Regions from separate parts of the Mus musculus genome. Here all the other regions are linked to region 4. A link is a loop called in an ENCODE intact Hi-C map of the cell type or tissue named here. Cell type or tissue: left cerebral cortex. All regions are shown on one strand. Region 1 has its middle 59 kb from the start of Isx. Region 2 has its middle 49 kb from the start of Isx. Region 3 has its middle 24 kb from the start of Isx. Region 4 holds the start of Large1 (LARGE xylosyl- and glucuronyltransferase 1).

The links. Peaks named below come from ENCODE experiments on the same cell type or tissue, not always from the same donor. Only the 100,000 strongest peaks of a DNase experiment are listed, where the experiment ranks them.
Region 1: a loop joins it to region 4, with 5 times the contacts of the local background. A loop is called at or near these places in 8 of 42 quality-filtered maps.
Region 2: a loop joins it to region 4, with 6 times the contacts of the local background. A loop is called at or near these places in 8 of 42 quality-filtered maps.
Region 3: it touches region 4 in a loop (8-fold over the local background); 7 of 42 quality-filtered maps call a loop at or near these places.

The regions. Positions count from the first base shown.
Region 1 is chr8:74,927,677-74,935,676 of GRCm38, reverse strand. No RefSeq gene overlaps it. Among named protein-coding and RNA genes, the nearest start is that of Isx, 59 kb to the right of the region's middle. In left cerebral cortex, CTCF peaks have their summits at 160 (motif pointing right) and 4,723 (motif pointing right); DNase peaks (open chromatin) are centred at 161 and 4,744.
Region 2 is chr8:74,917,734-74,925,733 of GRCm38, reverse strand. No RefSeq gene overlaps it. Among named protein-coding and RNA genes, the nearest start is that of Isx, 49 kb to the right of the region's middle. In left cerebral cortex, a CTCF peak has its summit at 3,623 (motif pointing right); DNase peaks (open chromatin) are centred at 3,620 and 4,858; H3K27ac peaks cover 1,375 bases.
Region 3 is chr8:74,844,898-74,852,897 of GRCm38, reverse strand. No RefSeq gene overlaps it. Among named protein-coding and RNA genes, the nearest start is that of Isx, 24 kb to the left of the region's middle. In left cerebral cortex, a CTCF peak has its summit at 5,224; DNase peaks (open chromatin) are centred at 1,717, 3,056, 3,986, 5,276 and 1 more place; H3K27ac peaks cover 1,928 bases.
Region 4 is chr8:73,351,982-73,359,981 of GRCm38, reverse strand. It overlaps Large1 (LARGE xylosyl- and glucuronyltransferase 1), which reads left to right and starts at 6,442. Exons shown (of 15, transcript NM_010687.2): 1 at 6,442-7,516. In left cerebral cortex, a CTCF peak has its summit at 3,763 (motif pointing left); DNase peaks (open chromatin) are centred at 6,322, 7,084, 7,372, 7,964 and 4 more places; H3K4me3 peaks cover 4,112 bases; H3K27ac peaks cover 4,053 bases.

The DNA.
Region 1 (8,000 bases), 1.6 Mb before region 4:
CCCTTGAGACGCTTAGGGTTAGGCTCTCTCTGCCAGTGCTTCCTCGAGGCTTCTTGGAAAAGCAGAAGCTCATTCCCATCTGGAACCTGCCAGGCCAGTGATGGTGGGAGAGACCTGCCATCTTTCCCTACTCTAGAGAGAGGAGAAAATGACCACTAGGTGGCAGTGCTAGCTTAGGAACCTAGGATTCCCCCAGGCAGGGAGGAGGCACTAAGGCCTTTTGAACTTTCGTGTCCCAGTGTAGACCCTGGCCCCCAATCCCTGGTCATCTCACCATCTACACTCCCCCACACCCCAACTTCCTGCAGAGGGTCGGGGATACACACACTAATATATAAAATGAGACTGCACGTTAGGATAAGGATGTCCCCTGTGGAGAAGATTCGAGGAAGGTTCCCCCATCTCTGCTGGGTTCTCACAGCCTGGTTGATTCCACTCACCCTATAGTTGAGAAGGCAGAGGGCCAAGGTGGCCCAGGGTCCCAGTCTACCTGGATCCCATCCAAGGTTGTGTAGCAAATTCTGTACTCACCCCTGGATCCAGACATTTTTTTGAGGGTCCCTGGATTGTAAAGATTCTGACCTTTTTTGTCGTTCCCTCCCCCCCCCCCCCGAAAACATTTGGAAGCATGGGTCTAGACACTGTTTTCTCTCAAAGTTCTGTATTTTGGCTGTCTCTCTGACAAGGAAGTGGTATCCTTCCATTTTTAGCTTTTTCATTAACTAGCTGTGTGTCCTTAGGCAGACATTCAACCTCTCTGAATCCTAGGAAGCGCGCGCGCGCGCGCGCGCGCGTGTGTGTGTGTGTGTGTGTGTGTGTGTGTGATATATGTCTCAGATTTGTTAAGAAGCTCAAATCAAGGGCCATTTGTGCAAAGGAGCCTTCTAAACTGCAGAGCCTTGGGCACACAATATGAGGCATGACTGGGGATTCCCGGCAGCAAGAGGTCAGAAAGGGGCATGTTTTTGGAAAAAGGTGGGCAGCCATTGACACCATGGTCATCAAAACGGTGGTGGCTCATCTCTTGTTCCCCTCACTGCCATTCCTGAATCACAAGCCACTTCCTACACAGCAGGTGGAGAAAAACTCAGACCTATGAAAACTGTAATGTTTTCCCCTGCCCTTAAAATCCAATTCCTCGTCTTTATCTCTCAGTCTTTCCCCGTGCCTGTTCCTTTCACAGTGCCCCACCCTCTCCAACCCCACCCTCTTCCTCACTTCTTCCTTCCTGCTCTCCAACCCCACCCTCTTCCTCATTCCTTCCTTCCTGCTCTCTAACCATACCTTCTCCCTCACTTCGTCCTTCCTGCCTCTGCCCTTTATGTTTACTATTTCTGTGTTGACTTTTCTTTGATTCAGGCTTCAGTATCAATGCTACCTTCTGGGCGAGCTGTTCAGAGCAGAGCCACATAACCTGGAGCCCCAGGCAGCACAATCAAGCCCCATGGCAGCACAGTGCGGTATATTAAATGCCCTGCACAGAACTTCACATTATCTGACCTCTCACTTGCTTATAGAGGCAAAAGAGTAAAACAAAAATGCACAGCCAGAGCTAACAGCCAGAGCTAACAGCCAGAGCTAACACTCAGACCATGTTCCCCAGAAGCCTGCCCCTTGAGTTACCTGGATCCTAACTGCTAGTGACCCATGACACCCCGTGCAAACATTAAGTCTCAGGAAAGACAACTTATGCTGTGAATCTTACTAAACATAGTGAGATAGGCTAGTAAGAGTCCTGGTCTGTGTATGCATCCAGGTATGGACCCTGCACAGATATGTACATACCTGCACATGTATGGACCCAATTGGCTTCCCACAACTGATTTAAAACCTCTCCTCTCAGGGGCTGGTGAGATGGCTCAGTGGTTAAGAGCGCCGACTGCTCTTCCAAAGGTCCCGAGTTCAAATCCCAGCAACCACATGGTGGCTCACAACCATCCATAACAAAATCTGATGCCCTCTTCTGGAGTGTCTGAAGACAGCTACAGTGTACTTACATATAATAAATAAATGAATCTTAAACAACAACAACAAAAAAACCTCTCCTCTCTCTCAGTGGTGTGGCTCCCCCTTTCCTGGGAACTCATCCAATGTGTGTCCTGGCTATGTATTTTAATAAACCCTCTTGATTTTTCCTGCCCAGTCAGTTCTAACTCGTGCTCATCACTGTTTTGCAGTCTGTTGCCTCAGGACACCTCCCTGGCTAGAGTAAAGCTGGCGACTGGAGGGGATGCTTGCCTCATAGCTCACCTTGTCTCTCCAAGGTCTAAGAGATCTGTACCAGCCTTGATGTAGGCACTCCATATGTTCTGTTGGGTAAATGGGAGATCAAATGAAGAACTCTGCAGTCCTGACTGCTGGAACCCTGAGAGCATGTACTCATGGCTGGTGCTCCAGCCTCAGCTCTTCATCTCCCGCCTGGGAGGGATTGCAGGAGTTAGGAAAGAGACACCTGCTTGCCAAATGACCACATTAAAGCATGCATTTCCTCTGAAGCTGGTTAATTCCTGGGAGTTGGGAGAAATTAAATCCCATTTTATATGATGCTGTGTGTTCTCACACTTAGGGGTCTGTTGTAATTGTTGAGCAGGATGGAGAATAAAGCTTCCCAGAGCCATAATTAACTTTCACAGCAGAATGGATGTCACCGCAGGAGGTCTAACGCCCCTGGGGCAAGTTTCTTTCTCTCCTCTGAGCTGTTACCTGCTCTTATGCTCACTCTGGCTCTCTAAATGAGCAGCCCCTATTCCTCTACTGATAAGTCACATATGTCCATTGAGCACTCTTAGTGATAGCTATTTCCAGTGAGAGAGAGGGAGTGAGAGCCCCTGAGCATCTTTCAAAGCACAGTGAAGCGTAACTTCCACCTCCAGGCTCAGGGACTTTTCTGTTTCCTCTCTTGTGGGAACTGGGCACACTCGGTGAATCCCACACTCAGTGGAAGCCATGCTGGTGTGCACCTGTCTCCTCCTCCCCCTGCCCTGGGACTGGAAGTTCTAGGGAAAAAAATCTGGGCTTTGGCACCCCTTATAGGCCAGGCTCAGCTATCATTTCCTAATATGTCAGTGAAAAAGACCAGCTATAGTGAAGAGCAGAGAAAGAATTAGCTAGTGAGGCCACGCTGGGAAGAGGGACAGAGAAAGGGGTCCAGTGACCCCAAATCTGTTTTTAAGTTTCTGATAAAAGCGTTAGTTTTGAATACAGGAAGAGCTGGGGCAAAGGGCAAACAAGAGGTCCGCATCTTTGAATCTAACTCATCATCACTGCTGTTCTGGCTCTGTGAGGTGGTCCTGAGAAACCCTCTTCACTGTTACTGTGTGAGAGCTCCATCTGTCTGTCTCCTGCGAGGCGACTGCTTCTGCTCCGGGGACCAGCCTCAGCATCATGGATAACTACAAAGTTTGTCTGATGGGGAGAGGGTATCTTGCTCAGAACCCACAGTGACTTAGGAGGGAAGGTGAAGGATACTGGCTTATGTGTCTGGCACATAAAAAAGTGAAGGAGGCAGACAAGAAGACAGGGCGTTAGACTTACACCTTTAGTTACTTTGTTTGCCCAAGTGAGAAGTCAATGTTTTTTTTTACTAAAAGCAGTTTTCAAAATATTTTAATATATATATATATATATATATATATATATATATATATATATATATATATATTTTAATCTACCAACTTGTGTATACCTGTGTGTGGTCATATGAGCATCATACTGCATGTGTGGAGTTCAGAGAACAACTTTGAGTGTCAGACTCAACAGCTGGCACCCTCACTGGCTAAGCCACTCACTGGTCCTAAAAGCAGCTTCTAAGTGGATGCTTTGTCACCAGACTGTGTGCCCAGAGGACCACGTCTATTTCACGCCTCGTCAGGGCCCGGCCTGAGGACAGAGTCTAGAGTGGTTCAACAAATACTGTTTGGATGGACAAATGCCCTGCCTCATTCCTGTGTCTCTCAGAGCAAGGTCAGTGCTGAGCTTTTTTTTTTTTTTTTTTTTTTTTTTTATAGAATGAATAGAAAGCCATCTGTAGCGAGGGAGAGAGAAGGAGCAGAGATGATGGGATACAAGGAGCTGAACAGAGGCGGAGGAGAAAGGAGGGCTAGGAGAGGAGTCTGTTTTGTTAGCTCAGGCCGCTCTAAAGACTGTCTCAGGTCGGAGCATGCTCATTGCAAGAATATATTCTCACGTTGTTCTCAAGACTGGAAGCCCGTGACTGAAGTGTGGGGGAGTTTTTCTTGACCCACCTTTCTTGGCTTGCAGGTGGCCATCTTTTCCCTATGACTCACCAGGTCTTTGCCTGTGCCTTTGTGTGTCTTCATATGTAGTAAAGACACCACTCCTACTAGGTTAGAGTTCATCTAAGGACCTTGTTTAATCTCTATTGCCTCAGTAATAACTGTATGTCCAAACGGGGGTTGGAATTTCCACATACTATGTTAGGGTCTTCAACAAGTGATTTATTTATTTATATTTATTTATTTATTTATTTATTTATTTATGTATTTATTTTAACGGAGACACAGCTGAGTCCATAATTGGGTTGAAAGCACCTTCTGTTATTGTTCTAGGGAGCGGAAAGTGAACCAAGACACTAGAAGAGGAGAAGGCAGTGCTTTTTAGGTTGCAAGCCCTGGGAATGGATGGAATTGTTTCCTTCCTTTGGAATGATCCTTGGCTTCTGTCTTTGACTCTGGGCAATCAATCTGAGCACATCTCTGATCTAGCCACTAGGGGGAGATAGAGCGTCTAGCAGGAGCTCCACCAGCTTTATTGCAGAAAGCTGACCTATCCTGACCTGTCCTGTCCTGCCCCGCCCTATCTGCCATCAACCTCAAGCTGGGACTGCAACCTGGGAGCCAGCAGAGTGGTAGAAAAGACCTGGCCTGTGCATTGCCAGTCCTAATAGGATCTAATTCTTTTCTCTGTTATAACAGAATGCCACAGTCTAGGAATTTTATAAATGAAAAGAGTTTGTTTGTCCCACAGCTCTGGAGGCTGGGAAGTCTGAAGGCATGGTGCTCATCTAATGATGTCTCTGTGTTTTGTCACATTGAGACAGAACAGAAGAGTGAATGAACGCGGGGCACGAGGAGAGCCAGGGAAGCAGGGCAGAGCTTGGATTTTGCTCCCCCCCCCATGAACCCAGCCCGAACTGCAATAGTGAATTACACCAAAATAATGTCATTAAAATTACCTCTTAGAGGTCTCACCTCTTAATGTTGTCACAATGGTAATTAATATTCGGCACGGACATTACAGAGGGCATTCAACCAGTAGCCAGTGCAGTGAGTGCTCTTAGCCTCTTCCTTCTGTGGAACTCGGAGCCCTGGGCTCCATTTTTCCAGCCACTGTCCATCTCTGGCGTTGGAAGCAGGGATGTGTGCTAAACCGGCTCCAAATTTGCCCCTAAGCTCCTGCTGTTAGGAGTAAGGAATGGAGCACTGGCCATGATTTTCTGTGTGCCCTCCTAGCTTTCTGTGCATGAGGCTTTTTTTTTTTTTCTTCTTTCTCCAAGTTGGGGAATGAGTCCTTGATAGGATCGGGATTATCTGGTAATTCTTAATGAAGGGCCTCCTGGCGCCTGCGCAGCTTACCTTAAGCCCTTGCTAACCTGCTGAGGGGATGAAGGAGATCAGCAAGTGAGATCAGCACCTGCCTCTCCTCTTCATCCTGGTGGTGGGGACTGAAGGGGGCTTCGTTCTCCTACCCCTGGCACGGGCAGACTGATAAGGGTTTGCTGATGTGGCCTGCCTTAGGGTTCAGCCTGGTGGAGACTCTTTGTCCCTTCCTGCTCTAAGAAGGAGCCAGTATGTGCCTCCTTCATGTCATCAAAGTGAATGCTGTAGGCAGAATAGTCTGAAGGTCACCAGTATAAGGTAAAGGCCTCTTTCAAATCTATCCCCAAAGCCAATCTCCTCTTTTCTCATGGATGGTGTAACCATCTAATTTCTAAAACATAGCCCTTTGGGAAATTAATGGAACATAAAGGAATCTTCCAGAGAGCTCAACATTTTTATAAATCATAATATTTTCATAAATAGCCTAGGTGAAAGACAATGTTCTCTTTTGGCACAGATCTTATGTAGGTCACAGTTTGCTGGGACACACAAAGCTGAAAGTGACAGGGTTCTCTGGGGGTTGGTCAGAGGTCAGAGAAGCTGACCTTTCTAGGGGCCTTGCTTTGGGGAATGGAGACAGGTGTTCTGAGGGCTCCTGGGAAGGTTCTGTGGGTCCCAGGGTCTCTATAGAGCCTTCATCCAGCTACCTTGCTCCTGCTTCCCGGAGCAGTTGTTCAGGGGGAAACTTAGAGTGGTTCCGCCCTGTCTTTTCTACCTGTCTGGCCTCCTGACTTCTTTTCCAGTGGCAGACTGGAATCCAGAAGAGACCCTGGAAGGAAGTATGAGAATCCTGAGTTGCAGACACACATGGGTGCCGAAGGACTTGCTCCTCAAGCCACCCCTCCTTTGATGCCTATGAGACCTAGAAGGGGCAGACTCTGCTGTAGACGAAGACATAAGAAGTTGGGTCTGTTGGCGAGATAAGGAAAGAAGCCTAGTGTGGACTCCAGAGGCTGCCTCACAAACTAGCCTGACTCCTTCTTGCTCACCCTTCTTCCCCATCCCTTTCATTAGCATACAAGGTGTTAGGCATCATTGTGGCATTTTCAAACAAAGTGTGATCAGGGATTCTCCTTCCACTTCCCCCACTCCTGGTGTCACTGACTCCCCTTGCAACCCTACCACCCATGGTGTGTGTGTTTGCTTGTGTGTGAGCACATGAGTGTTGTGTATGTACATGTGAATGTGTGTATGTGTGTGTGCACACATGTACACAAACACATGCACATGCATGCACGCACATGAGTGTAGAGGCTGGACTCTGATATAAAGAGTCTTCCTCAACCTCCCTTCCATTTTATTCTTTGAAGTATAGTCTCTTGGTCAAACTCAGAGCTTGCCAGCATGGATAGATAACCTTGCTAGCTAGACTGCTTTGGGGATACCATGTCATTGCCTTCTGGAAGTACAGGTGGCATCTCGGGGCATGGGTCATCTATGTAACAGATCAGCTTAGGGAAGGTGTTTTGGTTCATGTCTTTAGAGAGATTTTAGTCCGTCATGGCAGGAACTGCACAGCAGGATAGCTCCTGTGGGCAGGAGTGTGTAGCAGAGGCTGTTCATATCATGGCGGACCAGGAATCAGAGTAAGGCTGGAATCAGGGGCTTGTTCATAACACTGAAAGGCCTGCCCTTATTACTTCTGCCTCATCCCTCAAAGTGCCCACAGCCTTCTAAAACAGTGTCACAGCCGAGGATCAAGTGTTTAGATATGAGCTTGTGAAGGATATTCTAGATTTAAACCACAACAGGAGACATTTTGTTAAACAAAGCAAGGTAACAAAGTGGCTTAGAGTGGGAGCTGAAGGTGGGGGTGTCCCCACCCCCTGAGCTGCTGTCACCCTTTGTCTGTCTGAGTGCTGTGCTCACTGGACATCATTTTCCCAAGTCCCTGAGGAGGGCCATTGAGCCAGTGTGATTGACTAAGCCTTAAACTAAGCCATCAGCAGAAGCGGCAGCTCAGACCCCACCACCCTCTATTTTCCCCAGTGACCTCTCACAGCTGAGTTAGTTAACCTCCCTGGGGCTGACAGCTTCATCTGAAAGCTGATAAGAAAGCAATTCCCTGCAGGCCCTGGAGGAGCAGACAAAGCTTTACAGGAACCTCCAGGCATAGGCAGACATGGCCAAGGCAGGCCAGTGGTGAACTGTCAGGGCAGCAGGCTTGTCGAGACCTCTCAGCATATTCTTTCTACTGTTTCTGTTTGTGATAACCCCCTCAACAGAGGGAAAATCCTTCCTCTTTAGATAGGTGTGTTAGGGGACATATTACTTTGTCACAAGGCTCCACATATGAGCACCTGGAATGTGTGTGTGCACATGTGTGCATTTATATACATGTGAGTACATGGTTGCATGTTTGTGCATGGTGTGTGCATACAT
Region 2 (8,000 bases), 1.6 Mb before region 4:
TGGACAGTCTTCACACTGGAATGTTTATTGAATGGGTAAACAGAATACTGACAGCCCAGTGGAACGCAGAGGTTTAGCACTCTTGGGAGCAGTGAGGTACCAAGCAAGAGGTGGCTGATGAGTGTTGCTGTTCTGGTAAGTGTTGGGGTGCTGAAAGCAGCCTTCTGAAGAGCAAGTCTGCTGTTCAGGCGCAGGCTGATGATGTGAGTGACAGAAGCAGAATGTCTCAGAGGTCTGTACCCGAAGCAGGAAGGAGGTCCCCCACCAGCAGCGGAGCTGTGGGTCTCAGGTGAGTCTGTCTCCAAAGGATCTTGATGCCAGGAGTGAAACTCCCTCCAAAAGAGGCCCACTGAGTAAGGACTGGAAGTTGTGTTCCTGGCTATATAGACCCACGAGGATCCTGACTGGCTAGTGTATGGAAAAAAAAAAAAAAAGAAAAATCAAGACAGCCTGCCAAACCTTGAGAGAAGGGAGGGGGAGGTGCCGGACCTGTTTCCAGTCAGACTGGGTGACGTCGTCCCTTGCTGCCAGGTTGATTATAGGGAAGTGGACACTTGCTGTCAGAAGGGCAAAACAAAACAGCTTTGTGTTTGAAGATTTTTGAGCTTCTTCGGGCTAGTTGCCAAAAGTTTTCTTGTATCCCAGGTACTACTGTGATCTTAGCCTGGGGCTATAACCAGCTTTGGTCACCATTGGGTGCCCTCTTATAACACCACCACTAATTTTCCTTCTCTAGGTCTTGCGTGTGTGTGTGTGTGTGTGTGTGTGTGTGTGTGTGTGTTTGTGTGATGGAATACCAGTTTTTAGATGTGATTACATTTATTTTTGACTTGTGTGCACACCATAGGTCAACAATGGGAGTCTTTTTCATCCAACTTCCACCCTAGTTTTGAGGCAGGCCTTTTAGTGAATTTGGAGCTCATCAATTCAACTAGCTCCAAGAATCCTATCAGTGCTTCTGCAGGGCTAAAATTATATGCACTCCTGGTTTCTGTACATGGGTCTTGGGGTTCAAACACAGGTTTTCTTACTCTTAAGGCAAGCCAAGAACATAAGTATGGAGCCATCGCCCCAGCCTTTGGTTTTTTTCTTTTTTTCTTAGATATTTTCTTCATTTACATTTCAAATGCTATCCCCAAAGCTCCCTGTACCGTCCCCCAGCCCTGCTCTCCAACCCACCCACTCCCGCTTCTTGGCCCTGGCATTCCCCTGTACTGGGGGATAAAACGGACAACCTGATTGTTTTTCTCAGCTCAAAATCCCAGGCTAGTGCCCAGGCTGCCAGTTTTTAGATGCAATTACATTTATTTCTGACTTTCTTATTTGCCTCCGCTATAGTTCCCCATCACTGCCAGGAGAATCTAAGCTCCTCAGCAGGGTGGCCAGTGTCTGTCAGCTCCCTGTCCTACCACACACTGGAAACAGCCAGTTAAAAGCATGCACTAGTTTCCTAGACAATGGAGAGTCACTCAATTTGCAGTCAAAGCAACCCCACACTTTTCTTTTTTTTTTGTTTTGTTTTGTTTTGTTTTTTGGAGACAAGGTTTCTCTGTGTAGCCCTGGCTGTCCTGGAACTCACTCTGTAGACCAGGCTGGCCTTGAACTCAGAAATCCGCCTGCCTCTGCTCCACCCGGCTGCCACAAGCACTTTCAACTATTGGGTCATCTCTGATCCTTGCTATCTGTGGTTTGTTTGTTTTTTTAAGAATTTATTTATTATATGTAAGTACATTGTAGCTGTCTTTAGACACCAGAAGAGAGCATCATATGTTACTACGGATGGTTGTGAGCCACCATGTGGTTGCTGGGATTTGAACTCAGGACCTCCTGAAGAGTAGTTAGTGCTCTTACCGGCTGAGCCATCTCACCAGCCCCCACACTTTTCTTTTTTATCTTTTCCTTTTTTTAAGATTTATTTACTTATTATATGTAAATACACTGTAGCTGTTTTCACACACTGCAGAAGAGGGCATCAGATCTCATTGCGGATGGCTGTGAGGCACCATGTGGTTGCTGGGATTTGAATTCAGGACCTTTGGAAGAGCATTCAGTGCTTTTAACTGCTGAGCTATCTCTCCAGCCCTCCACCACCCAACCCCCTTTCTAGAATGACTCTTGTCTTCTAAATTCTCAGGGGCAAAGAGCTTGTACTAGTAAAGATTTGAAAGCAATCCAAGCATGACTAATAAAAAAAATTAACTGAGCTAGGTGTGGTGGCTCCACCTGTATTCATACTTGGGAGGCTGAGACAGAAGGATTGCCACAAGTTTCAAGGCTGCTTGGACTTCATGGTAAGCCATAGAATGAGACCTTGTTGCAATGAACCAGTTAACCAGTCAACCAATCAAAAGCTCAGCTCAGAGCATTCTCAGAGAGTGTAAGCAAATACAGTACATGCCATCAGATAGCATGTAAAGAATCCTTAATGGGTCGCTGATGGTAAGTAAATGGGACCCTATCTATTCTTTAGTTACTCTGTTTCTCAAGTAGGGAGTGGCAGAACCAAGAGAGAGGTGATGTAGACCAGCAGACAGGCATCTGCTGAAAACACCTGAGTTCACTTTCAAAAATGTAGAAAACCACACATGTAGCTATTCTGTGACATGTTCACCTCAATTTTTATCTGACCCTCAGTGCTCTGGACTAGCAGAGGTCAAAAGTACTGACCAGAGTGAGTATTTTAGGGTTAGAATGGAATACTGGGACAATTCCATTAGGAGTTGTGCATGGTGAAGGGAAGTTCCATCCACGGATGGTCTCAAAGAGCAGGCAGCCATGCTCAACAGTGAATCCTGGGTAGGAGAAATCTGGGCTGGGGGAAGTGGGAGAAAACTCTTGCTGGGAACCTGCTGTGAGTTAGTGTCTCTGCTCTGTCCTGAAGATAGACATTCTCAATCCACTGAGCATCCTTGCTGCTGGGCAGCAGTGGTGATCCTATTTCTTTCTTTCTTTTTTTTTTTTTTTTAAAGCATAAGGTAGTTTAATGACGGAGCTCCGGGCCGACACATATCTCCCGCAGGAGACAGAGGTGTCGACCACATGGTGGAGTCATAATGGCGGAGCTCCAGTTCGAAACGTATCTCACGAAGGAGACAGTGGTTTCGACCCCGAGGCTTGGAAGCTAGGGACTTTTATAGAAAAGGGGTGGGGCTGGGGGAGGAATTGGCGAGGTTTTACATGATTGGTCCATTTAAACATCAACAGACTGTCAGAAGGGCGGGAGATAGGGAGGCACTAGGCCGGTGATCCCATTTCTGATATGAAGATCTTGAAGGGCGGCTCTCCCCATTGCTTGAAGTCATGGAATAAGAGCTAGGTTTTGAGTGTGAGCTCAGAGTTGTCATTTACACATGAGTAAGGTGTATCACTGCTTCAGGAAGACTTCAGCCTATCCTTAGATGAGCACTTCTGTACAGTGCAGAACTTGGACAAGGGTACACTGCTGCCCTGTTTGGCCTGTGCTCTTTCAGGAACCCCATGCCACTGTCTGCTGGGTAGGAGGAACAGAGAACCTGACTTAGCCCGTCTGCTACTCCTTGCAGACTACACATTTGTTTATGAGAACCACAGATTTAGAGGGCAGCTTAATCACCCCTGATTCTGCAGAGATGGAAACTGACAACCAGGAGGTGGCAGTAACAGCCAAGAACACATTCTGAAACACAAAGAACTGTCAGCTCAGCAGGTACTAGTCAAGACCTTAGTCTATCTGCTCATATCCTGGGGCCTTAGTTCTGTGGTACCAACATCCAAGTTGTGTGCAGGCTCTGTAACAGGACAAGGAGTTCTCTCTTTCATGATGGCTGAGTTTGGGCTGTATCTCTTCACTCTTAGCAGTCAACTAAATGTTTTCTCTGTATACCTTGTAGGAAGTTTGGCAAATGGCTTATTTCCAGCTGGTTCCTCCCTAGGCCCAGGGGTACCAGCCACCTCCAGATGATTGGAGTTAAGTGCCATTCCCCAGGGCTCACTGAATGAAGACTGTCCCTTAGCTGGTACCCTGTGTTTCAGCACAGACAGGCCTTTCTTTGAGGGACTTGTTTCCAGAGCTGCCTGTGAGTGGCATGCTCAAATTGTCTGAACAAAGGGCATATCCAGCCAGGGCTGGCACAGGCTAAAGAGACCTGTGCTAGATGGCGAAGGAAGAGGGATCCTGGGTTCTGAGAATGAGTTGGGATGCAGAATCATAGATACAGATGGCTTCTTAGTGGTCAAGTCAGTTTCCAGCTTACTGCCTACTTCAGCTTTGATGGAAGTGGGCTGACCAGAGTACCAATAACCAGTGGCCTTCTCTAGGTCTGGTTGGAGCCCCAGGGTTGGAACAGGAGCAGGTCCTGTTACCCTGGGTGTCTGTGCCCGGACTCACCAATCAGGTCTGGACTCTAGTCACGGGACTTCTTTAGGTGAGGGTGATCTGCCTCCTCCTTCTACCTTTTCACCCCATGCCCTGCTGGTGACCGGGTTTTATGGGACCACCTATCTTTCCCACAGCTGCAGGCCACCCTTATCACTGTGAAATTACACCAACCCGCCCTGTTACAGGCAGGACACTCTGGCTCTGATGGTTTTATAGCCCCTTCACACTCTGCCAATACCTGCTCAGGAACTTGGCTTTCAAGGAGCTCCCCGTCTGCCCAGAAGGCAGGGGTGAGTGGGACACTGGCAGAAGCCAGGCCTTCATGGGCTCTGTGGGAGCTGGAGAGTGTGGCCTGTGGGAATCATCCGGAGTGATTTTTCTCTCTCTTATCTACTAGCCTATAATAGGCTTGGGAACAACACCAGATCTGCCAGGCGGACAGAAGGAAGGATTCCCAGTCACTGCACAGCGGTATCCACCCCTGCTTTTGACAGCCTCCCACAGGCTCCTGTGTAGCCTAGAAGGTTGTGTGCATTGTGTATGAGGGCACAAATTCCATTTCCATGATTGTAGGACAGCATGATGTTCTTTCTCCTCCCATAGCATTTTGGTGCCTGGATCTGGGCTCCCAGGCTGGAGAGGCTGACTGCAATGGAATCCTCAGTCTGGCTCTTTAGCTTGGCTGATTTCTGCTCTAGGCCTACAGAGATCTCACTTTGTCACTGACTAGCCTTGTAGCCATGAGCAACTGGTTACTATCTTTAAGCCTCAATAAGGTGTTCTGGCTCCACCAGACTCCAACCTCTTACCACACCAGGGACCACTGTTCTCAGTTACACTAAATGTTCTTGCAATGGCCTCTATACTTTGTGTCTCATGTCTTAGAACATTTTGGAAGAGAGAAATTGGTGGTTCCAATTGGCCCTGTGACAAACAGACCTACTTGTACCTCTGATAGATTAGAATGTCAGGAATAGGAGGAAAAAAATCCTCTTTTTGCTGTTATGACTTCAACTTTTTTGTGTACATTTGGGAGTAGGTGCACATGTGTATGCACACATGTGGAAGCCAGAGGATAATCTCAGGTGTCGTTACTTGGGCACAATTCATTCTGCTTTTGAGATGGGCTCTTTTACTGGCTTGGAACTTTCCAGATTGGTTCGACTGGCTGCCAGTACATCCATCCCAGGGATCCACTTGTCTTTACTTTCCAGGTGCTGGGATTATAAGCACACAACACTATTTCACATGGGCTCTGGGGATGGCACTCAGGTCCTCACGTTTATGAAGCAAGCCTTTTACCCACTGAGCTGTCTTCCAAGCGTTCATTAAATCATTTTGAAGGGGATCTTGCAAATGGAATCCTGGGCGTTGATGGTCTGGCCCTCATGAGCTAGATGTATTTCTTTCCTTTAGTCAGTGGGAAGCTCAGATTCCAGTGTGTGACTCTCTTCATGGCCATTGGCTGAGACTTGAGCCTATCTTTAAAAGTTAGACATAGACTCTATTTCTTTAATTTCTCTTTGTTAAATTTGTTATCTTGTGGTGCTAGGGATTCAACCCAGGACCTTGACTATGCTAGGTAATCATCCTGCCCCTGAGCTACATCACCGGTCATTTTTATTACCTACTTGCTTGGTTCTATAGATCTTTGATCTTAGTGTCTTACATATATCTTGGTACATTACTGCCAGTCCTTTATGGAACAAATGCATGTCAGGGATTGCATTTAATGTAAATGTGTTAGGTTGAGAGCAAAGTCAATGCCATGCCATAGAGGGGACACACAGTTTTTAGGGCCACAGAGGCTGACTGACAGTTGAATTTCCAAGTGAGTATGTATGAATCTTGAGATGTACCTGAGTTTTGAGCTAGAGCTGAGGAGCCTTAAGACTTCTGTGGATGAAGGTGTTTCAGTGGCAAAGAGTGACCTCAAGGCTCCTTGAGAGAATCTTCTATCTGGAGAGCCACATGAAGGGTCTTTTGTGGAGTTCTTTCAGGCCTGTTGGTTACATTTTTCCTAGTTGAACTTTCCTGTGGGAAGGCTGAGAGTTCAGAAGCACCCTGTGCTCAGAATATGTCCCTTTAAAAACCCGAGACTCTTCAGTTATGGGCATCAGGCATGTTGAAGGCAACAGAGCTCCTAGGGTGCAAAGGAAGGAGGCATAAGAATCCTGGCTCCTCTTTCCTGTTGCTATGATGGAACTGTGTAATTGATGAAGTCATTTATTTGGTACAGCTCTGAAGCCTAGGAGGCTCAGAGCCAAGGGGTCACAGCTATTAAAAACAATCATGATGACCAGAAGGGTAATATAGTGGGAGGGAACAAGAGAATAGTGGGGACACATTTTATAACTAACTCAGACTTGTGATGACTAACTAGTCCATGCATTCTCATGACAGGAATTGCATTCTCACAGTGGTCAGCTCATCCTCACTATAGCCTACCCACTCTCTTAATTACAAGAATATGCTTGTGATGACTAGCCTATTTTTTTCTGATAGTTGCCCACTTTCTTAATAGCTAGTCCTCTTTCTCAATGGCTAGCCCATACTCATGATGGTAATCCCATTCTTTTGATTTCTGGCCCACAACCCAGATAAAGCTGTCCTATTCAGGAAGGCAGAGCCCTTATGACTTAGTCACTTCTTCTTACACTTTGTGTAGGGGTTTGGGTTTACAACATACCTACTTGGTTGGGGGGGCACACTCAACTTTTTGCTTTCTGATACTCCAATTATCCCAGCTTATGTCTGACTTTTTCTTTAGTATCCTCCCTCACATTTTTCCTCTTGAATCTTTAAAATTAACTTAGGTTCCAACCATGTTTAAAAAAATCATGGCTTTCTCTTCCCCAAGCATATACCTTTTAGAAGTGGCTTATATTACCTCATGAGCTGGTAATCAATAGGTGAGATGACCATCAAGAGAGTAGAGAAGTTATCAGGAGCATGGGTTAACTATCAGAAGGCTGAGTTTGGCATAAAAGGGATTCCCCATTATGGTCCTACCCCTTACTCTGGCCTCCCTCACCTTGCTCCTGCTAGGATTCTTGTCACTTTGCCCAGCAAACATTTCTTGTTACAGCCCTAGTGTTCGATACTTTCTAGAATTTTCTTCTATAAACAGCCTTGTCTTTATCTGATCCCACTATCCTGACTCTCCTGTCCACTCTCTGAACTTTTGTTCTCTGTCCATTCACAGGTAGAATAAAGCAGGATAGAAAGACACAGTAAATGTAAAGACCACAAGATGGAAAGGAGCCTCCTACTCCATCCTCCACCCTGAATCTGATGGAAAACTCTTGCCAGTTGAGAATCAAGAATTCTAGCACAAACAACTTGCTTTGAAGACGGCTGACACAGAATGTGTTCATTTTATGTATATATTATCAGTGAGAATGTTAAAACAGCAATAAACCAGGCTTCAGGCCTGAGTGAGTATGACCTTGAGTATAGCTTTGTTCCTTCCTCAGATGTTTTCTAACAACCCCACAAGCAAGACTGTTAACTTTTGTTGACAAAAAAAAAAAATGCCCTAACTTCCCTTATGACTCTCATCATCAGACTGCTAACTTGTGAGCTACAATCCTGTCTGTGCACCATAGGAATCACACTTCGATCTCGTTCGGATTCCTTAACA
Region 3 (8,000 bases), 1.5 Mb before region 4:
GTCATTTAGTCTGTGCTGCTTGGTTGAGGCAACAGCAACCAGCAAGTAAAATCCTGACTGGACATCACCAGCTTGATATGCTGAGCACCCTCTTTCCAGGGAGGCTTAAACAGGGAGGCCTGTTTGGTGGTTCGATGAAGTGTTTTTGAAATGTGTGCCTTCCCTTTTCTGCCTCAGCACAATTGGTGCAATCCTCGTTTTCCATCAGCTATTTCTGTTCTCTATTCTTAGTTGTTAATCCTCTTCTGCTTGCTAGCTAGTTGATAATTCCCAGTGTTAAATTCCTGCTACTTTAATCTTCTGACTGAGCCCCGGCATCCTTAAGGTAGCTGTGGGTTAGAAGGAAGAACATCAGAGCCTGTGGAGCAAGAGAACCCAGGCTTTCCAGGTTGTGTGACAATGCTTAATTCTCCCTCCCTCCCACTCTTCCTCTCTGAGTCTCAGATTTCCCTAGCTGCAAAAGAATGGCCCAGGCAGGGCGACTCTAGACGCTCATTCCAGCTTTGCTCAGACGCTACTATCAATGGAGTGTTTTTACATCCTTCTTTGTGGTGTAAGCCTGGGTGGGCAGCCAAAGGCACCAGGCAAGTGTACTAGTCTGAAGTCACAGGGTGGAAGTCTTGGAGTGCTTTTGCCTCTAAGGGCCCAGGTGAGGGCATGCAGGGATCTAGGGAACTTGGAGACTCAGTTTCCTCTATTGTGTGGGGTGTTCATGCTAACGTCAGGGGCTGTGGAAGTACTGAACTCAGGAGAGTGCAAATAAGTCTCTGCAGACCACTGACTGCTCAGGGTTAGAGTTTACATGAAGAATGTGGGTGGGCCATCTTGTAGAGTGGAGGGGGACCAATCTGGGTGTGTTGAAGCGATGGAGGCGCTGTCCAAGGTGCTGCCACCCTGGAGCTGTCCTCAGAACACAGACTTCTGGCTTTTGAGGCAGAGCTCCTGGCTTTGCCCTTGCTCTGAGCTTCAGTGTCCCTGTGTCAAGTAGGGAAAAATACTTTCCACACCTTGGTGTCTCTGAAAGTAGGCAAGTCCAAGAGTGAGCCCTATGGAATGCCTATGACACTGTGCATATATTAGTACACAATGGGTCAAATTCCAGCCCAAACTTCATGGCTCCCTTTCATCCACCGGTCAATCAGAGGCCATACATTACTCTGTACCCAGGGTGACCAGCATGCTACTCTGTTTGCTGGGTCTTAACTTCTAGGGGCTGTTGAACCAGATGGCCACCAAGCATTGTGTCTTAAAACCACAGGAATGAATTCTCTTAGTTTTTGCAAGTGGGGCTTACAGGTCTGAGGCATTTTAGTTTTATAGCTCTCAAGTACAGTAATTAAACCTAAAACATGACTTTAGTGTTCACAGTTCTCACCTGGTAGAGGAGCACAAGAGAGAGTGAATTCACTCCCAAAAGTCCTCTCTTGAGTCGTGCTAGCATACTGGCAAGTGTCCCATTGCTGATGCACAGGGAACTAAATTTCAGTGAGTTTGGGGGCACAGATCTTCAGAGTACAGCACGTCTCTAAGAAGCATCTGTTACTACTGTCCCTTCTCATAGGCTCTGATGTTGCCTGCAAGCCTTGATTCTCCTAGGCTTGTGTGTGCATCACTCCCACCTCAGCCTCTGTTGTCACATGAGCCCTGCCTTGTGTGTCTGTCTCACAGAAGCACACAATCATGTCAGTCCAGTCTATCATTTATGGCAGCTCCTTTAGTTCCAGGAGCAGACTGTGGAATATAGGAGGGATCTGAGATGCTAGCTTTATAAAGGGAAGCAGCTGTGGGTGTGCTAGGATCTGGAGCAGGTGCTGAGGAGGGCACCCAGGGACACTTTGCCAAATCCACACCTCCACTCTTGTCTTGCCTTAGTCTTGATAAATAAATATCTGTCTTGTTCTCAAAACCCAGTTTCCACTTCCCCAGGTTGATTGTGAAATGCCTATGCCATGTGCTTAGTTCTGATGTGTTCTGAGAGGTTGATGCTCGAGAGGCTATCTCAGTTTCTCTAAAACACACAGACAGGGTGAGGCTCTCTACAGCATCATGGACTAAATGAAGGATCTCCAGCTCTCACCATCCTCTTCCATGCAGCATGGCTGGCACTTGGCTGGGCAGCTATCAAGGAAGAGTATATCTGCCTGCCTAGAGTTCCAACAAGAGACTTCTTACTCTTCTCAGGGGTATAGGGAACTGAGTTGGAGAAGACAGATACAGAGAATCAGCAGAATGTGGCCCTGTGAGTCGTACCCCTCTCTCCAGTTGTGCTGTGGGTTCTGAGTGGAATGCTAAGCTCATTCCACATGTATGATCCTGCTCTGCTTCTGTGAGGACATGAATTCAGGATTATCAACATCTACTAACATTGTGGTGTGACACACTTACAATCTTATCACTTTGGAGGCTAAGGCAGGGGAATGGAGTTTGAGTCCATCCTGGATTACACAGTGAGATCATGTATAAAACAAAACAACCTTTAAATGGTCCCAGGGCTCTTTGGATCACAAGTTTTATAATCTTGACTTCCCTATATTACCATGGATCTTCCTGCAGCCTATAGGTCTGCAGACCCTGCTTGGGATAATTTTTGTCTTCAAGCCAAGAAAACCTCAGCTCAACCCACTTCAGCAAAGAGCTTCATCCTCTCCGCAGACAAGTGTAGAGTCTTGCAGCTTCCCTGTCCCCAAGAGTCACCTGCACATTGTACAAGCCTTTTAAAGACCAAAAGGAGATTTCAGGTACCTTTGAAGTCCCCGGGCCCCAGATTTGGCTTTCCACTGCCTCAATATATTCTAAGAGGAGGATTGAGGAAGAGACTCAGAGAGTCAGGGACCTAGCAGTGGCCCTTTCCTCAACCCCACAGCTCAACAGATCATCAAAAACAGTCACAATGAAGGAGCACAGCTGGAGGTGGCAGCAAAGGGGACTAGAGTTGCTTGAATGTGAGTCTTACTCATGCCACCTGCATTCTGTGTACTCTTGAACACAGCATCTGACTCTTGGTGTCTCAGTTTTCTCTTCTGTAATATGTGCTCAGCTAGAGGGTGGTGGTGAGATCTGGTGAGGTGTTTGTGCCAAATGGAGGACATGCCATAAGGCCCTGACCAGACTCAGACTCACTCATTCCCAAGTCTCCTGCAGTAAAACAAGCAGGCAGTAGATTTAGGCAAGCAAGTCTGTACTATCTGGAAAGAGCTGAAAAATAAGGCTGAGACTTGATCTCATTATGTTTCCTTAGCCGACCTGAAACTCACCATGTAGGCCAGGTGGAACTCACAGAGATCTGCCTGCTTCTCAATCTCCGGTGCTGATATTAAAGGTGTATGATATTAAAGGCCAAGCTGCCTTAAAAATATGTGTATGTTGTTTGTGGTGTCTATGTGGTGCATGCATGTAATTGAACAGGTATACTAGCCTATGTACATATGTCAAGAGGAAAATATGGCTGTTTACCTCCACCACTCCCTACCACATTTTCTTACAGAGGGCCTCTCATTAAACCAGAAGTTCACCCTTTGTCTAGGTTGGCTGGTCAGTGACCTTCTGGGATCTGCCTGTCCCTGCCCCTGGTAGTCACACACAGCCACACCTGGCTTCTTATGTGGGTGCTGGGGATTTGAACTAGGCATGCCTTCATGCTTGCAGGACAAGTACTGTTACCCACTGAGCCATGTTCACAGCTTCTAAAATAACTTTTAATAAATTAAAAACGAAATACTCTATAAACATTTGTGCATTGTGGTCGAGTTAGTCTTCATTCTTGGTGTTACATAAAAACCTTAGGTACCTCACATGTGATTTGTCATCAAAACTTTCACATGATCAGACAGCCCAGTCTCTGTTTCAGCCATTTAATTCTGCTCCAAACCTCAAAGAACCATTGCGATGCTTAAAGGAGTTTGGCAACATTCCTACCAAATTTTATTTGTGGAATTTCTATTTCATAATTTTCATGTGCCATGAAATATTCTTCTTCTTTTTATTTTTTTTGACAACTTAAAAATGTGGAAGAATATTCTTAACTTGTAGGCTGTGTGTAAAAACAGGCCTTTGGGCTGCAGGTTGCTAGTTTCTGTGTGAAATTCAATAAAATGTGAGAAACCTGTTTTACAGATTACAAAGCTAGATCTAGAGAGTTGTGGAAATATCTTCAACAGAGGACAGAATCTTGAACCTGGGAGGTTTCAGGGGCCTTGCAGGTTCTGAAAATAGGATGCAGGCACAGATGGCACCGCAGGGCAAAGATGCTGCCATGAGCTCTTGACCTTAGCTAGAGGTTGCTCAGTGTTTCAAATTGGTTTTTAATTGTATTTTTATTAATTATTTGAGAATTCCATACAATGTATTTTGATCATATTCACCTCTTCCCCCACTTCTACAATATCCCAATATCCACCCCTCTTCCTTGCCTGCCCAATTTTGTGTCCTCATTAAAAAAAACAAACCATCTAGTTCAGTCTGTACTGTCCAAATGCTCTTGGGTGTGTGGCTATCCACTGCAGTGCCATCTCCCAGGGCCCACACATGAAACACTGATGGGGCTCTGAATGTAGTTCAGTTGGTGGTGGGAGTGCTGACTATGCAGGAGCCCTGGGTTCAGTCTCCAGCGCAGCACTAAAAAAATGTGGTTGACATGTCTGTTATTTCTGTACTCTGTAGGCAGAAACAGGAGAGCCAGAAATTCAAGGTCTTCCTAGGCTACACAGGGAGTTTGCGATCAAACAAGGATATATGTGACTCTGTCATATAAGAAAAAGAAACGGTGGATGATGAGCGTAAACACACCAGCAAGAATTCATTTTGAGATAGTCATCCCTCCATGCTCGCTATTTTCCTCATAACCAATTCTCCAAGGTCTATTCTTTCATCCAGGGGAGAAGGTATTCACCAGCCCTAAACCTCTGCACTCCCATCTCCATTTGGGTGGGGGACATCAGTGCCTCCATGAGTTGACTCTTGCCTACAGTTGGTGCCAGGAGCCCAGCAAGGAGCCTGGAGAGCTTAGTCACCCTCCTGCAATCCTGTCCAGCTGCCCATGATGTGCTTTCTGCCTCCAGCCCTCACCTAGGCTCTGCCTTTCTCCCCTAACCTCTCGTGTGCTCCTGCGCGCTCTCTCCACTTAGTGGTTCATTTACTGCTCAATCTGTGATTAATTAAAACAATTTAAATAACTGTGCTGATGCTAAATTCATTTACAGCCACCTCCGCTGTGCTCAGCTGCGGGAGCACAAGGGAGTTGCGGCGCTGGGTTTCGGCAGGCGGCCAGGGGGCACTGTGGTGTCGGCTTTGACAGAGCTGGTGCTTTCGGCAGTTGGGGGCTAGGAACCTACCTACCTTTTGCCTTCCTATACATGGCCCCACATCACACCCTCAAGCTTCAGAGATGCCCTGGGATTCTCCAGAACAGGAAACATCAGGGAAACAACGTCTTTCTTTTGTTCTAAGTCATGCTGGAATGCATTCCTTGGACTCTTTGGCCTCAGGGCCTGGAGGGTTTGCTACCAAAAGGGAAACAGGCATAGCTTCTGTGAGAAGAAAACATGCCCAAAAGACTCCCTTGGTAGGGGAAGGGAGAGTCCTAAATTCTGTGACTGGCAACCTTGTAAGAGGTGAGGCTCCAGAAGGGAACATGCATAGAAAAGGCCACATGAGGAGGAGGCATGGATGGGAGCCCTGTCCTTTCTACAGAGCTAGCAGCCAGATAAGCTCATACCTGTGGCTTTAAGCCACCCTGTTTGTTATGGCAGGAGGAAGCAGAGGGAAGGTTAAGCTAGGAAGGAACCAGCACACAGACAGTCTTTCTCTACCAAGGCACTTTGCTAGATGCAATCACTAATATTTTCTAAATTAGCCATGTTTGGTGAGAGGCAGTGCTAAGTTTTAAGCATTTACTGCTCAATCTGTCTACCGAACATCTACTCTCCTGTAGTCCTGAGAGCTCTTTTATTGACTAGGGATAAGACAGAGATGGGTAGGTTTGGTGGGTGGGAACTTGTAGGGCCTGAGGATATTTTATGGACAGTAGCACATTTTGTACAGGCCAGGCTTGTTTGTGGCAGCTGTCTGTCTTTGAGTTAATGTGGTATAAAACCATAGGCAACAAAATGACATTGGGTGGTCAACTTCTTTTCTCAGTGGGGGAGATTTTTATTCTCAAGAGACACTTGGACATATCTGGAGACATTTTTGTGTTGTGTTGTATAAGGCATGCTTGTAGGCATCGAGTGGGCTGGCTATCAGGACTGGTCACCTGTCCTAGCTCATCCCTTCCCACTTTCCCATTATCCACCTTCTCTGGCTCCCATGGTTTCTGAGACATACAGCACTTCCACTGGCTGATGCCAGGATCTGCCTAAGCCAGATCTCATTCCAATCTTCAATCTCTCTCCTCTCCTCTCCTCTCCTCTCCTCTCCTCTCCTCTCCTCTCCTCTCCTCTCCTCTCCTCTCCTCTCCTCTCCTCTCCTCTCCTCTCCTCTCCTCTCCTCTCCTCTCCTCTCCTCTCCTCTCCTCTCCTCTCCTCTCCCCTCCCCCTCTCCCTCCCTCTCTCTCTCCTTTCCCCTCTCTCTTTCTTCTTCTTCTTCTTCTTCTTCTTCTTCTTCTTCTTCTTCTTCTTCTTCTTCTTCTTCTTCTTCTTCTTCTTCTTCTTCTTCTTCTTCTCTCTCTCTCTCTCTCTCTCTCTCTCTCTCTCTCTCTCTCTCTCCTCCTCCTCCTCCTCCTCCTCCTTCTCTTCTTTTTATTGGATATTTTCTTTATTTACATTTTAAATGTTATCCCCTTTCCAGGTCTTCTCTCCAGGAACCTCCTATCCCATTCCCCTTCTCCCTGGCTCTATGAGGGTGCTCCCCTACCTACCTGCCCACTCCCATCTTATCTCCCTGGCATTCCCCTACACTGTGGCATCGAACCCCCTCAGGTCCCAAGGGCTGCTCCTCCCACTTATGTCCAACAAGGCCATCCTCTACCACATATGAGACCCGAGTATAGTCCCTGGGAGCTCTGGAGGGTCTGACACTGTTGCTTCCCCATGGGGCTGCAAACCTCCTCAGCCCCTTCAGTCCCTTCTCCAACTCTTCCCTCCCCCAGGGAACCAGTGCTCAGTCCAATGGTTGGATGTGAGCCTTCGCCTCTGTATTTGTCTCTCAGGAGACAGCCATATCAGGTTCCAGTCAGCAAGTACTTCCCTGCATCCACAATAGCGTCCTGGTTTGGCAACTCTATATGGGATGGATCCCCAGGTGGAGCAGTCTCTGGATGGCCTTTCCTTTAGTCTCTGCTCCACACTTTGTCTCCATATTGGCTCCTGTGAGTATTTTGTTCCCCCTTCTAAGAAGCACTGAAGCATTCACACTTTGGCCTTTTTTCTTCTTGGGCTTCATATGGTCTGTGAATTGAATCTTGGGTATTCTGAACTTTTGGGCTAATATTGGGCTAACAGTGAGTGTATACCATGTGTGTTCTTTTGCAACTGAGTTACCTCACTCAAGATATTTTCAAGTTCCATCCATTTGCCTGCAAATTTCATGAAGTCATTGTTTTTAGTAGCTGAGTAGTATCCCATTGTGTAAATGTACCACATTTTCTGTATCCATTCCTCTGTTGAGGGACATCTGGGTTGTTCCCAGCTTCTGGCTATTATAAATAAGGCTGCTATGAACATAGGGGAGCATGTGTCCTTATTACATGTTGGAGCATCTTCTGGGTATATGTCTAGGAGTGGTAGAGCTGGGTCCTTAGGTAGTACAATGCCCAATTTTCTGAGTAACTTCCAGACTAATTTCCAGAGTGGTTGTACCAGCTTGCAATCCCTGCAAGGCTTCTTGTAACCAACAACCTTGTTGGAAATTATAATCTCATACATTTTCTGTGCTCACCCAATCCCTCTTCTTTCTTTGCTTTTACAAGTTTAAAAAAACTTTTTTTTTTAGTTAAGATCTTGCAAAGTGATCCATCTGCTCCAGCCTCCTAAGTTCTAGTAATATAGGTGTGCGGACACCATGCC
Region 4 (8,000 bases):
AATGAACCTATGCAAGAACAGAGTGGACATGCCCAACACATTACTACTCCATGAGAAACATTTATATACTTGCTTTGTTCCTTGGTGTCCCTTTTGACTCAACCCCAATTAAAATACTTCTGAATTTATACTAGAATTGCTAATATAATTTAAAAGAAACTATAGCAAATATATAAGCAGAAGTTTATTAGAAAGAGAATCACTTGATAGAAGCAATATGGCTAGAACTTAAAAATGAGAGAAGGCTGATGAGTACAGTAGTGTATACTTGTAATTCCAGTGCTTGGAAAATAAAGCAGGAAGATTGGGGCTTGTGGATTCCTGAGGCTACATAGCAAAATTCCATCCAAATAAGTAAGTAAATAAAATAAGAAAAATAAAAGAAAAGGGTAGATAAGGAGACTGTGGATGGAATAGTAAGTTTTAGTGTATTCCAGGTGAGAAATGAAGGTCTGAGCTAAGATGATGCTTTGAACAAACAAAAGGAATGGATTTGAGAAGTATTTTGATGGCGATACAACATTTTGAGCAGTCCACTGTCACAGACAAGAGTCCTGAGCCTCACCTTGACTGAACAGCCTATGTTACCTCCTCAGCCTTAAACTGGTGTTGGTGGACCTTCAAACTAAACCCGAGATTTATTTTTAAGCAAATGTTTTTGTCATTTTGAGGCAGAGTTAATGTATCCTAGGTGGACCTGGAGTTGGCTGAGGCCTAGTATGAGCTCAAGTCCTATTCTTCCAACTTCTAGCCCAGATTGTCTGGGATGACATGTTTGTGTGCCCCTCTCACACAGACTGACCCCCCCCCCCCATCCACTAAGCTATATCCACAGCACTTCTTTGGGCAAATGTTATCATTGTCTTTGTCACTCCTTGAGATCCATCTTGGTAATCACTTCTACCCTTGGTTGGACAGTTTTCATGCACCATGAGGCATTCCCATCTTAAGCACCTGCAACTCTGCTGATGTGATTCTAGAGGAAACCCCAGGAGTCAGTCAATTGCTAGGAGCAACCATTAACCCATGAAGGGATTTGATGGAAAAATTAGTGCTCTAGCTTTTCTGACTAGTGGGATACTTCTAAGCTTGGGTTCCTCGTCTGCATGTCCAGCACAGTAGCCACCAAGTCTTGTGTAGCTGATTAGTCTTTCCCCTTCTCTATTTCATTTTCTCACACCCTTACCCGATACCTAGGTTCAGTTGTGCTGTTATAGCCAAGTATCTGAGAAGGAGTACTTTATAAACAATATAAATGTATTTCTTACATTTCTGGAGGTCTCTAAACCAAGTTTAAGGAAGTATTAGGTTTGTTCTCTGAGGAGGGTCTTCTTTACATCACAGAGGGAGAAGCTGTGTCTTCTTACACGGTGGAGGTGGAAGGGCAAGCATAGTGTGGAAATACTGTCCTCAACATGACAGGAGAGTGAACTCATACATTCCTATACAATTTTAATTCCATCCATGAGGACAACTCACAATTTACTTGGCTCCTAAGGTCCCATCTGTACATTCTATCACGCAGGGAGTCAACACATGACTGCTGGGGTACACTGAAACCATCCATTCTGCTTTTTGTAGTCACCTCCCAAATTAGTTTCCTATTTCCCAATCCTTGCCTCTGCGTTTTATTTTTTTGAGGCACACTGACTGAGCAAAATAGGAAAAGGACAGATGATGTTAGTGGATGCTGTCTATATCCCACTCATGGACAGATCTGCTTGGTAAGTAGAACTCCAGTCTCCAGCCCACATCTATTGAATCAGCTTCTGCCTTGTAACAAGATCCCCAGGTAATCTTATCATGAAAGTTTTTAAAGCAAATAGAAGAGGGTGGCAGTGGTGGGGCAGGGGTGGGGATGGAATAGGGAGCAAGAAGTGGGAGCCCACCCAGTCATCTCTGCCCTTTTAACTCACTTATAAGTTATGCATTCCATATATACGTATATCGAAAGCTGTACATTCCTACCTAGTATTTCCAGAACACAGGTTTTTTTTTCCCTTATGTTTTTGTTTTACATTTTTTTGTTTTGGGGGTCTTCTGCTACACTAGCTTGAAGTCCTGCTTTGCCAGGACCTGAGGAAAGAAGCTTGCTTAAGTGTTCATCTTGGCCTCTTTAGCACCAATGCATTCTTCTTCTGTCTACAGAGGGCTTCCTTTCCTGTTCTCTTTTATCATAAGGTGTCCAGGGAGCTATGTCTTGACAAGGTTTGACGCTGACAGTTTCTCACAACCAGTAAGTGAATACACTCTCATTCCTACAGACAGTGGCATCCTAGAGCCAAATCCATTCTAATTACCAGGCTCTGAGGTCCGGGGTAGCAAGGCTTCCAGAAGTTAATAATGCTATTTTTGGATTACCTATAACCAGCCTGCTTAATGAACATGATGATGAGTAAATAAAATATTTTTTCATCCCACAAAGAAAGACTATGTCCTCATTCTCTCTTTTATGTCTCGCTTCTGGACTTGCTTTGTTTTCACTTAAATTATGTTCAAATCACACTTTCATTAGTGTTAATTTGCTGGCTTTTATAACAGTCTTTAATTTTTCACCAAGCACCTTCTTTCCTGTGTCTCCCTGATGTGTACATTTTGTTTTGTCCAGGAATGCATTTTGGTTATTGGCCAGAATGACAGAGGAATATTTCATGCTTGATGATGATATTTTCACTTGAAATAAGTCTAGGTTGAATATTATTTACAGATATTGGAGAACAATTCACCTTCTTTAGCCTGAGCTCCTGGGGGCATTCTCAGCTCTCATAAAGGACATCTTTACCTTACTTAGTTGTAAAATGGAGGGTAGAGAGTATGAGATTGCTAAAGACTCTGAAACCTTAAACATTAGAGTGCTAGACATTGCACCCTACTCAGATTTAACGTGACATTTAGTTATTGACAAATGTAACACTATTAAGATATTGGAATCATCCCTTGTTGACTGGTCAGTGTCTCCTGCTGCAGGCTCCAACCTGAATCATTCCCTCCGCATTCGATTATGAGTTGTATTTTTTCCTTTCTCTAGAATCAACACCACATTAATGCTACTTACTCACTGGAACTCGGCCTCCATGATGGTGATGGAGAGTTGGCTTAATGTGGTAAAGTGCTTGCAAACATGAGGAACTGTCATAAAACATTGGCATGGTAGTGTGTTTCTGTCATCACAAGATCAAGGAAGGAGATCAGGAGGCACTCTGGCTTTCTGTCTAGTTTAGCTAAATCAGTGAACTCCAGGTTCAGTGAGAGACTCTCAAAAAATAAGATTGGAAAACACTGAGGAAGACACAGAGCATGGACATTTGACTGACACACACACACACACACACACACAAACAACCAGGCTTCTGCTTGTTAACCTATAGCTGCCTTGGCTTCTGTTGGTAGATCCATTGGTATAAAAGTTATTAAATCCTCTCTGCAAAGTTTCAGTTCCCTAACTACCCACCTCTTGAGGAATGTTCAAATATTCAGAAAACAGTCTCCAAATATTAGAAGAGTGAACCTAGCTTGGAAAGGAAGTGACTTTTTGGTTGACTTTGAGTCAATGGATGCAAAATTCCTTTGGGGGAGGAGTGAGGGAGTCAGAAGTCTGAAAAGCTAGAAACAAAATTCTTGTCTCCTAAGTTAAAATCTCTATATCATATTCACTCTTGACTTGTCTTTAGATCCAAGTTGAAATAGGTACTCAGAAAAAGAGGTCAGAAATCAGGGAGGTGGGAGCTTTTTTTGCCTTCCACTTTGAGATGCCTTTAGGGCCCCCTAGTGGCCATTTTAGGACCTCCAGTTTCTTAAGATTAATTCTGTATGACCCTAACAAAGAGAGGATAGATGAGAAAGGAGGGAGGATGGATGTGTGGGAGGGAGGGCGAGTACAGCTTTTTCACTGGCAGGTGCAATGTTGGTGTAAGGATAAATAGCAGTTGGTTTATAGGGTACAATACTTTCCTGTTTCTCAGTTCTCAGCGAAATCTGTGCTGACTCTTTAGCAATAACAGATATATCTCCTTCTGTATTTTATTCTGCATTCCTTATACTATCTTATAGCCAAAATCTTTTTATGACATTTGTATCTTGGTTTGTGTCAAGGAGGCATAATTCCTAGGCAATCACCTCCAACTTCAGGATACACACACACACACACACACACACACTCAAACCACAGACTTACATTTGCTTAGACTGTGAAATTTAAGAGCTTAACAGTTCTCGAGAGGAAAAATTTAAAATGAGGGAGAATTACCAGTGGCGTATGGGGGTTATAACAGTTTAACCAACTCCCCACTTAGCCCATTCCTTACATCAGTGGTGTACAACTGTAACCTTGGGTTGATTGAGAGAAGCTTTTTCACATTCAATGAGCTTGTTGACACATGCTATGCAACATCAGGAAATCTGGTAGTAACTATGGCACCTCACTGACCCCAGTGAACATTGCTTCCGCTTTACCCCGCTCATATTTTTCAAGATGTAGACAAAGTACCACTTTTGGGCCATTTTAATGGAGACATTTCTTTCCCACATTCATCATATTTGAGTTTCTGATGTTAATTCAATTATTTCCTCTTTTGCTTGTGAATTCCAAGACTCTCCTTTCCCTTATTAACATGTTAATGTATTGTAATAATGCATTTTTACACCATTGATGAACTGAAGCGAAGCGATAAATAAAAAGAAAGCACACATTACTGCTTCAATTTTACCCAGTTCCAAGGTGGGGGCTGGTGTGGGGGAGGAGGAAGAAAGTAGAAAGGACTGCCGTTCTGCAATAAAATAAAATAAAATAAAATAAAACGATCTCTTTGTTTTCTGGGAGTTCTAGAACAAAGCTGTATGTTAGAGGAAGAACTGAGCTGCCTTCGAGCTAAAAGGCTTGGCATTAAACTTTGACACTTTAATGGCTTTTAGGATATTAGATACTATTTTACCATATAATGTTCTTTTCCGACACAATAATGGCATCAAACCCAGATACGATTTGCTATCCCTGCAACGTTCGTGGTAAGACTTATTCTGGTAGAGATAAGACATCAGGACCCCAGCATCGCAGTTAACTATTCCGAAGCAACCGCTACCTTCGGTTCGCATCCTCCAAGACTTAGGCTCCTACTGATTAGGTAAACAGCGCTGGGAACTGAGGGAGAGCCCCTGCTGGTGGTAAAAGGGGTCCTGGCTTCTAGAGAACGCAGGGAAGCCGAGAGTGTCGAGCAGGTCAAAGGACGGTCCAAGGGTGTAGGTATCAAGGCCAGAGCTGGGGATGAGGGATGGGATCAGAGAGGAGCTGGATCTTCGAATGCGAGATTAGAGTGATGCTCCACCTCGGGTAAGATAGTCAGCTCAGAGTCCCGAGATAGGAAGCCCTTTCTAAGGCATCCCACCTCTCTCCATCCTCCCCAGCCATTAAAAGACAGTGGGTGGGCTGCCGGAGGAGATAAGCGCAGGGGAAGACAGAGATTCAGTGGCTCCTACGGATTGGGGGAGGTGGGGACTCTGGGGGAAGGGGCCCCCAGAAGCCAAGGGACCTAGTTGAGGAAAAAACCCGGAAGCTGGATCGCAGTTTCGGAGCTCCGTCTTCCAGTGGGAGTAGACCGTCCGCTCTGGTCCTCTTTCTCACCCAGGCTCTGCTTCAGCCTCAAGGGAGGGTATTCTCCCAAGGGACATCCCATCCCCTTTACTATAACCAAATCTTTCCGCTCCTTCCGCAGTCCGGGCGGACTCTCCGCATCCTCACCTTCCTCATCAACATCCGGAGGCTTAGATGTCCCTTTAGTGGACGTTGAAAGCGGGGCTCTGAGCAAGAGTAAAATTAGAAAGGAGGTGCATCTATGCGTGTATATATGGACACAAAAATGTAGTTTCCTCTGGTGAGGGGGACCAGAGTCTTGCACAGGATTCTTGGATCCAGAATCCAAGCAAGATGATGTCAAACCGCTCAAATCGGGCCTCTTCACAGCTCTGGCTGCCCCATGACCGGTCAACCTAGGGGAGAGCCGCGTTCCCAACCGAAGGAAAAGCAGGGTAAACTTCCTACTTCCCCCCAAACCGTTATTTTGTAAAAGGAGTGGCACGGTGACCCACCCTGCTCGCAAACCGGAAGCAACAATTGCGAACTCAACCCGCCTCTCTTCACTCTCTTTCATCCAAATCTGGGGTAGCCGGAGTCCGGGAAAGAAGGGCGGGGAGCTCCAGCTAGCACCCTTTTCCCGAGACCCGGCCCGGGCTCCGGGCTCCGGGTGTTTCATCCGCCTGCGTTCCAATGAACCAAGGAGCGGAGGGAGGCGCTTGGTCGTAGGCGTAGCCTAGGCAGGGCGGGCACTAGAGACGCACATTCCTGGCGCTACCCATTGGCTGTCCATGCGATCACGGGGAGGAGGCGTGGCCCCGAGGCGGGCTCCGGTCCCGCCCCCGCTCGGAACCCAGCCCAGGATCGCGGTCCTTCCCCCTCGCCCCCCAGCTGCACAGACATGACACAGACACACAGTCACTGCAGCTGCCGAACGAGCCCGACGCTCTAAGCACGCGGCGGCGGCTGGACTAGCCTGGAGCTCCAACACCAGCGCCCGCCAGCGCGCTCCCACGCCGGTCCCCGCACAGCGATTCTCTCCCGGCCCCGCGCGGGAAGCGGGGATCGCGCGCCTGTCCGTTCGCGGCTCCAGGCTGCCCACAGCGTCTGCAGCGGACGAGCGGCTCCAAACCTGAGCGCTCCGGGAAGCCGGCGCGTCTCCAAGGTGGCGGCGGGGGCTGCCCGCCCGGGCTCCCCGCACCCATCGGGCTGCGTCCCGCTCGCGGCGCCCCGGCGGCCGTGACCTTCCAAGGAGCATCTATCCCGGCCCCGCGCCCCCGGTCCCGCGCCCCAGGCCCGGGCGAGGCCCTCTTCAGCGCCCGCTTCTCGCGGAGCCGCGGGCGGGCGGCGCAGGCCCGGGGGGTGGGGGGGAGGGTCACCGCAAGCAGCTACGGTCGGTCCCAGTGCTCGTTCGCCACGCTGGTCTCTCGGTCCGGCTGAGCTGCCTCCAGCCTCCTGCCTCCTGCCTCGCCTCTTCTCCGTGGCTGGGGCTGCCGGTGTACTTGCCTGGCCGGGCCGGTTGCGGGCAGGCCCTGCCCTGAAGGGGTTAAGCGGTCAGGGGCGCGGAAGGTGAAGCCGGCAGAGCTGCGGCTCCCCGTTTCTTCCTGGCGCTGGTTTCCCGGATCCAACCCAGGGCGGCCCCCAGGCCCTTGCCCATGCGAGGCGCCCAGGGCTTGGAAGAGTCCTTCTGGCGTAGAGCAGCTCTCGGCAGCCGCCTCGGAGGAGGAGAAAGAAGGGAGAGTGCTCAGTCCCGGCAAGGCGGACCTTTCCTATTGATATTTGGAGCCCAAGGCTGTCCCGAAGTCTGTGCTTGGCACCGTCGGTCGGTCGGGTTAGAACAGCTCCAGCTGGGATCTCCACCAGGACCCACTGCACTTAGTAGGCGTCAGTGGCACCACGCGGTTCAGCTCTTTCGGAGTGTACCTCTGCCTGGATGTAGTCAAGGCCAAGGTAAGAGCCCTGATGTGCGAGAGAACCATCGTGGGAACGCTTTAGTGAGCAATGCTGGACAACTTATCCAAACCTGTGGCTGGTACCCGGTGTGCTTAGGATGCTAGTAAAAAGGATGGGCACACCGTTTCTGACTTGGCTTTGAGTCCCGGAAAAGCAGGAGGTGGAAGACCCCAATCTCTAGTGTCCCCAGGATCTGTCTCAGGGCCTGACATGCTCTTAGGTGTACAAGATATTGATAGGCAAGAGCGAGTTGGTGTGTGTGTGTAGGGGGCAGGTTCTTAGTAACACCTGGAGGTATTGTTTTCCCGCCACCCTGGGACCCTTCCTGCTTTTCTTCGACGTTCACCTGCCTTTTATGATGGGATGCCCAGAGAACTTTCCAATAGGTTGAAAAGAGGCCGGGTTGGGTGTATGCATCCACATTTTCCAAAAGCTCTTTAGGATAAAGTGGTTGGATGGCATGGATACCCGTGAGGGGGAG